Regions from separate parts of the Homo sapiens genome. Here region 2 is linked to region 1. Evidence: chromatin contacts called from ENCODE Hi-C or POLR2A ChIA-PET data. All regions are on one chromosome and are shown on one strand. Each heading gives the region's core, a stretch centred on a gene start or an enhancer-like site at or near the end of the contact. The rest is flanking DNA. Distances are from core to core; before and after follow the strand shown.

Region 1 (3,126 bases), core at 351-2,850:
TGTAAGTAATTGTACGAGTTACGCTCTGATGTGACTGGCAGGGCAGCAGGTGAGTTTACACCAGTATCACCACAGGCGTGGGGGGAGCCAGCTGCACTCCTTCCTAAGGAGGCCACAGCGTTGCAGGGTGATGGGACTTTTCAGCTCCATTCTAATTTTAAGGGACGGCTGTGGTATATGGCACGTCTGTTGTTGCCTGAAATGCCGTTGTGTGGCACGTGACTATATATGCTACGCTGTTAAGAATTTGGGGTGTTGTGTTTGTTGTTTTTGGTTTTTATTTCTGCAGGCATCTAATTTACCGAAACTTCATGTCATGGCTCGGTCGAACTTTGTCAAGGAAAGTCTTCACTATCCCTTCCTCTAGAACTTAACGTTGTCCTCCTCCTAAGGTGTAGCCTTTCATGGGTCTCAAGTGAACACCCTGGATGCTGAGTGAGGGGCCTCCACTGTGGCTGTGAGCAGTCCCCGCCTCGTGGTACCACATGACATTTAGCGTGTCTGTTCACCTCATACTCCCCAGTAGTTCTGTCTCTCTCTGCCATTCCTCATGGAGTCCTTGCGTGCACAGCATAGTATTTGGCCAACATCTTCCTGCAGTTTGGGGGCCCCGTCTCCTCTTAGCTCTTGCCTCTGCTGTCCCCATCTCCCATATTCCAGCTGCTGCCGCAGCCCCCATGCTTGCCTTTTGTCCTCAGCCCCCCAGCGAGGCAGCAGCTTGTGTGTGTGCTGCACTGCCGTGAGCAGCAACTTGACAGTGGACGCAGCTAGAAAGCAGCCGGCGAGGAGCTCAGCGTGTGTCTCCGCCGGGTGAAAGATCACAGTCCTGCACCCTGCTGTGCAATGCTCGAACACACTTGCTTCTTATTTCTGTCCAATTCTTAAGGTTTTTACTGTGGGATCATAAGTCCTTACTCCTTCATGGTTGGAATCAAAATCCAAAACCTTGTGGTTTCCATTTTCAGTTGATGATATCCTTATGAACTCAGGATTTATTTCACTTTTGAAAAGTTAATAGTCTTTATGTTTTAGGGCAATTGTATTCTACAATACAGAAAAATTATTGGAAAGTATAGAGCGTGCCACCTCCTCCCCTCATACAGAGCTTCTCCTGTTACGTACATCTTGCCTCAAGTGTGGTACAGTCAATGAACCAATATTGGTACATTATTATTATTATTTTTTGAGACAGAGTCTCGCACTGTCGCCCAGGCTGGAGTGCAGTGGTGCGATCTTGGCTCACTGCAACCTCCACCTCCCGGGTTCACACCATTCTCCTGCCTCAGCCTCCCGAGTAGCTGGGACTACAGGTGCGTGCCACCAAGCCTGGCTGATTTTTTGTATTTTAATAGAGACGGGGTTTCACCTTGTTAGCCAGGATGGTCTCGATCTCCTGACCTCATGATCTGCCCGCCTCGGCCTCCTAAAGTGCTGGGATAACAGGTGTGAGCCACCGCGCCGGCCTGGTTCATTGTTATTCACGGATGGTCATAGTTTGCATTGGGGCTCACTGTGTTGAACACAGGTTTTGACAAGTGTCCAGTGACACGTGTCCCTGTCATTACTGTGTCATACAGAAGAGCTCCACTGCCCCCATGCGCTTCACGTACTCACTCCTCCCGTCCCTGAAGCCCCTGGCAACCACTCATGTTTTTATTGTCACTATAGTTTTGCCATTTGCAGAATGTTTTGTAAGAAACTGCCACAGTTTTGTAAGAAACTGCCAAACTACCTTCCCAAGTGGTTGCATCACTTTGCAAACTAAAATCTCTCTAACCGTGAGATCTATTAGTCATGCTCCTTGGTATTTACTCAAAGGATTTGAAAACTTCAGCCTACACAACAACCTGCACACAGATGTTTATAGCAGCTTTGTTTATCATTGCCAACACTTGGAAGCAACCAAGACATCCTTTAGTAGGCAAATGAATACACCAGTGGTGCATCCAGACAGTGGAATATGATTCAGCACTACAAAGAAATGAGCTGTCAAACCATGAAGTGATGCGGAGGAACCTTGAATGCGTGTTACTTAGTGAAAGAGGCCAGCCTGAAAAGGCTGCATGCTATACGATTCCAACTATATGACATTCTGGAAAAGACAAAACTATAAAAATAGTATAAAGATCAGTGGTTGCCAAGAGTTGGGCGGAGAGATGGATGTGTAGGTGGATCACAGAGTACTTTTACTACAGGGAAAATACTCCGGGTGATGCTGTAATGGTGGATGCGTGTCATTACACATTTGCCCAAACCACAGAGTACAGCACCGAGCGTGAGCCCTGCTGTGAACTCTGGACCTGGGGGGTGGTGATGTGCCCACATGGGTTTGGTTGTGACTCATGTACTGCTCTGGTGGCGGGCTGTGGGGGATGGGCCGTGGGGGATGGGGGTATATAGGAAATCTCTGTGTTTTGTGCTCAGTTTGCTGCTCTAAAAAATAAAACCTAAACAAAGCAGTCGGAGTCCCTGAAGACTGTCCTGTGACAGAGCAGGAAGGGCTCCCTTAGCTCTGAGGGAAAGCGCTGGTTATGTATTTGCTCTTCTCCCAAGAACACACAGTCTAATTTTGATCCTCTTTACAGACGGGATGAAGGGCATGTTCATCAAGTAAGCGGATGCAGGTGCAGAGACCACACCTGGCACGACACTGCCGTTGGGCACCCCAAGGCCGAGGCCGGCAGCCACTGTTGTCCCCAGAGTCCATCTGGTTTCTAGAGTGGAAAATGGAAAGGGGTCAAACCGCCCACGCAGCCCTGAAGTCCTTGATGGTAGTGTAGATTCTACAGTCTTCCCCAGGTGCTATCTTGGCTGAGGTGGGGAAGGCTCCTGGGGACTGTACTTGGCCTTTTCTGCCTTAATATCCTGCTCAAGGCCGGGGCCAGAGGGCTTGTCTGGCAGCTGCTGGGCGCCTCTGTCCAGTGCTGTACCAGAACGTCTAGCAGATGGGTGTGCGGGCACAGGGCCTCTGCCAGATGGACTCGGGCCAAGCTCCGTCTGTCATGTTAATTGTGGGTCCATGATGGTGTCTGAGTCCCCTGGAGTGGGCAGGAGCTCAGGCCCCAGACCCAGCCATTGTCTGAAGGTCCAGGGCCTGGCCACTCACTCTGCCCATCATGCTGTCAC
Region 2 (3,520 bases), core at 581-3,080, 300 kb before region 1:
CGCGGCACTCCTCAGGCCCTGGGCCGGGGGCTGCCGCGGGTGGTGGCCCCGCTGGCAGTGCCGCAGGCCATCCAGCATGGCCCCCAAGAAGTAGATGATGGACAGGATCAGGAAGTACACGGAGTATAACTGGAACTGGAAAGAGAGGCCGGGTGAGGCGGGTGGGGAGGGCCTGGCTGGGACACTGGCACCCTACACCCCGACGCCTGCTCCCAGGCTCACCCTCCTCCAGCTCAGAGGCTGACCCTGAACACTGCACAGCGGTCAGAGGCCAGCCCCAGGAGCAGGTGCCACAGTGCTCACCACAGCCCCCCCGACCTCCACCACCTGGCACAGGCCTGAAGGGGGGTTCCCACCATTTCCCAAGAACCCCTCGGAACCTGGCAGGTGGCCTGCTTCTGCGTGGCCTGCGGTGTCTGCTCCCGAGTCCCCTGCTTGGTGGTGCTTGCTGCCCCCCCATGGTGCTGAGACAGCGGAAGGGTGCCCATGAGGGCCAGAACGTCCCGCCTGGCAGAGCAGGGTGAGGAGAGCCACAGCAGGTGACCAGGAGCTGATCCCCAGGGCTTCGCGCCCAGAGCAACCCCCAGCAGCCTGCACATGGAGCCCGTCTCCATCTCGGCAGCGGAAGCTGTGCTACGATGACCAGAAGGAGCAGCACCAGCGTTGGCCACATCTCTCCTGATTCTCGCAGCTGCCAGGGGCAGGAGGGACTGGAGATGTCCCTGGGACACCAGGGAGGGACCTGATCATTCCCGGAGGTGCAGAGGGTTCAGGAGGCTGCAGTGCCCTCAGGACATCCGTGGGCAGAGCCCAGTGAGTCCCGCCCAAGACCCCTGAGGCCCCAGCTCCACATCCGCAGGCCAGAATCCCTGCAGCCCATCGGCACCGGCACCCTTCCAGGACAGCTGTTTTTAAAGCAAACTGAGGAAGATGGGGCTGACACGCTTCTCCCTGCTCTTCTCCTACCCAAGACACTGAGATAAACACCTGGGAAGACTCTGAAAGCAGGAGCGAGGAGGACAGACTGACCAGGCCCTCGGGGTCTGGGGAGCTGTGCCACACAAGGGCAGACTGGCCGGGCCCTCGGGGTCTGGGGAGCTGTGCCACGCAAGGACAGACTGTGCCACGCAGAGCTCCCTGGGGGCTTTTCTTTTCACCTCAGATATTTTGAAACTGAAGAAGGCAGCAGGCTGGAAAAGACAACAGATGCAGAAAAAAGAGCCCATGGAAGCAGCTCTCTCTGGCCTAAGACCCAGGGAAGGGTCAGCCCAACATGAGGAAAGACCTTTCGACAGGAATCGCCCTGCTCCCCGCAAACACCAGACCTCGGCTCCACCCACCATGTCAGCAAGGACCCCCCACCCTCGCCAGCCTGTAACAAGGACCCCCGAGTCCCCTGCGGGGTGGTGTCAGACAACACCAGTGGGCACTAGAGCTTTCACTCCCACTGGTTGGTAAAGACACCCACCCTCACCCCCAAGGAGTCAGCAGAGACCACAGGGAAGCCCAAGATGTCACCCCCAAAGCCTCATGGAGTCAGTGGAGACCATGTGGGGAGCCTAGTCACCCCCGAAGCCTCACGGAGTCAGCAGAGACCATATGGGGAGCCTGGCCTCTTATCCTCACCCAGTAGTAAGAGCGTGCCTGTCCTGTCCCCCTCCATGCTGGGGGGTGTCAGAGGAGGTCAAGCGGGAGTCCAGACTTTCACCTACCCAGCAATAATGAGAATGTCCCAACCCCAGGGGCATCAAGGGGGCCACGAGGGGAGCTGGACTCCCATCCTTGCCTGGCAACAAGAAGGAGCCCCCACCCAGCCACCCACCCTCCCTCAGGTGTCACAAAGGCTGAGTGAGAGCCTGGACTTCCACCCCACCTGCCTGTAGCGAGGTGCACACCCCGCTTGACCTGCAGGAGTTGCGTCAGCCACAACAGGATGCTGAAATTACATCATACCCAAAATGCTTGCATCTCACTAAAAAATCCCTTGGCACACTAAACCACAAAGATCTCAAACTGAAAAACAATTAATAGACACCAACACTAAGACAACACAGACAGTAGAATTCGCCAAGAAAGATCTTAAAGCAGCCACCATAAAAATGCTTCAGTGAACAATAACAAACATGCTGGAAACAAATGAAAAAACACAGTCTCAGCAAAGAAATAGGAGAAATAAAAAAAATTTAGAACTGAAATGTACAATAATCAGAATTTAAAAACTTAATGAATCATCTCAACAACAAAATAGAAGAGGCAGAGAAATGATCAATGAACTGGAGGTAGAACAATAGAAATTATCCAACCTGAACAAAAGAAAAAATGGACTGAAAAAAAATGAACAAAGCCTCATTCCTTGTGGGACTATACAACATGATCTAACATTTGTGACATGGGGGATCTAGAAAAAGAGGAGAAAAGGAGTGGGGTTCAAAAAGCATTTCAGGAAATAATGGTTGAAAACTTCCTAAATTTGGTGAGATGTACACTGCAGATTCATGAAGCTGAGCAAACCCCAAATAGAAAACCCAAACAAAATCACACCAACACATACCATATTCAAACTTCTATAAGCTAACGATAAAAATAAAGAAAAAATCTTGGAAGTGGCCAGAGAAAAATGACACTTTACGGGCAAGCAATTTGAATAACAGTAATTGCTCATCAAAAATCCTGAAAGCTATGAGGAAGGGGCACCACATTTCTCACAGGCTAAAAAAAAAGAACACTGTCTACCCAGCATCCTATATCCAGTGAAAACATCCTTTGAGAATAAAAGAGCAATCAAGACACTCACAGATGAAGAAAAACTAAGAGAAGAAATTTGTAACCAGCAGATCTGTCTAAAATAATGGCAAAAAACAAACAAAAAACAAGTTCTCTAAACAGAAAGGAAATTACTAAAGAAGGAATCTTGAAATAACAGGAAAGAGGAAATACCACAGTAGGCAACATTATGGGTAAATAAAACAGACTTTCCTTCTTTAGTTTCCTAAAATATGTTTGATGATTAATGCAAAAATTACAATATTTTCTTATGTAGCACTAAAGGTATGTAGAGAAAATATTTAAGATAATTGTACTGTAAGCGGGAGATGACAGTGACATAAAGGCAACGTTTTTATACTTCACTCAAACTTTATGTATTAATGTAATCCATAAAGCAACCAAAAAAGCTATACTAAGTACATTCAAAAACACAATAGATAAACCAAACAAAATTCTAAAGGATGTACAAGTAACCCACTGGAAGCTGCAAAAAATGTAAACAGAAACTAAAAACAGAGAATAAATGAAAAATTAAAAACGAAATGGCAGACTTAGGCCCTAATATACAAATTATCACATTAAATATAAATGGTCTAAATACACCAACTGTAAGACAGAGATTAGCAAAGTCGATTTAAAAACATGACTCAACTACGTGCTGTCTACAAGAAACTCACTTCAAATATACCAAGATAGGAAGGTTGAAAGTAAAACGATGGAAAAAGATGTATCATGTGAACATTAATCAAAGGAA

The links. A loop is a pair of places that touch in the nucleus more often than their neighbours do. ChIA-PET counts read pairs that join two places held with the same protein, here RNA polymerase II (POLR2A). Pooled maps may share reads with other maps.
Region 2: a pooled map shows a loop between it and region 1 (4-fold over the local background). The contact joins two enhancer-like sites. A Hi-C loop is called at or near these places in 3 of 50 pooled maps. POLR2A ChIA-PET finds 5 or more read pairs at or near these places in 2 of 52 experiments (H1 and WTC11).

Annotation. Positions count from the first base shown.
Region 1 is chr21:45,816,856-45,819,981 of GRCh38, forward strand. All of the region lies in intron 4 of PCBP3 (poly(rC) binding protein 3), which reads left to right. Among named protein-coding and RNA genes, the nearest start is that of PCBP3-AS1, 18 kb to the right of the region's middle. RefSeq lists enhancers at 152-653, 654-1,153. Within about 2 kb of position 1,601, at least 3 of the 41 ENCODE cell types and tissues checked have a DNase peak (open chromatin) inside an H3K27ac peak, as active enhancers do.
Region 2 is chr21:45,516,006-45,519,525 of GRCh38, forward strand. SLC19A1 (solute carrier family 19 member 1) reads right to left here. Exons shown (of 6, transcript NM_194255.4): 6 at 1-135. Among named protein-coding and RNA genes, the nearest start is that of SLC19A1, 25 kb to the right of the region's middle. RefSeq lists enhancers at 1-427, 1,827-2,086. Within about 2 kb of position 1,831, at least 5 of the 41 ENCODE cell types and tissues checked have a DNase peak (open chromatin) inside an H3K27ac peak, as active enhancers do.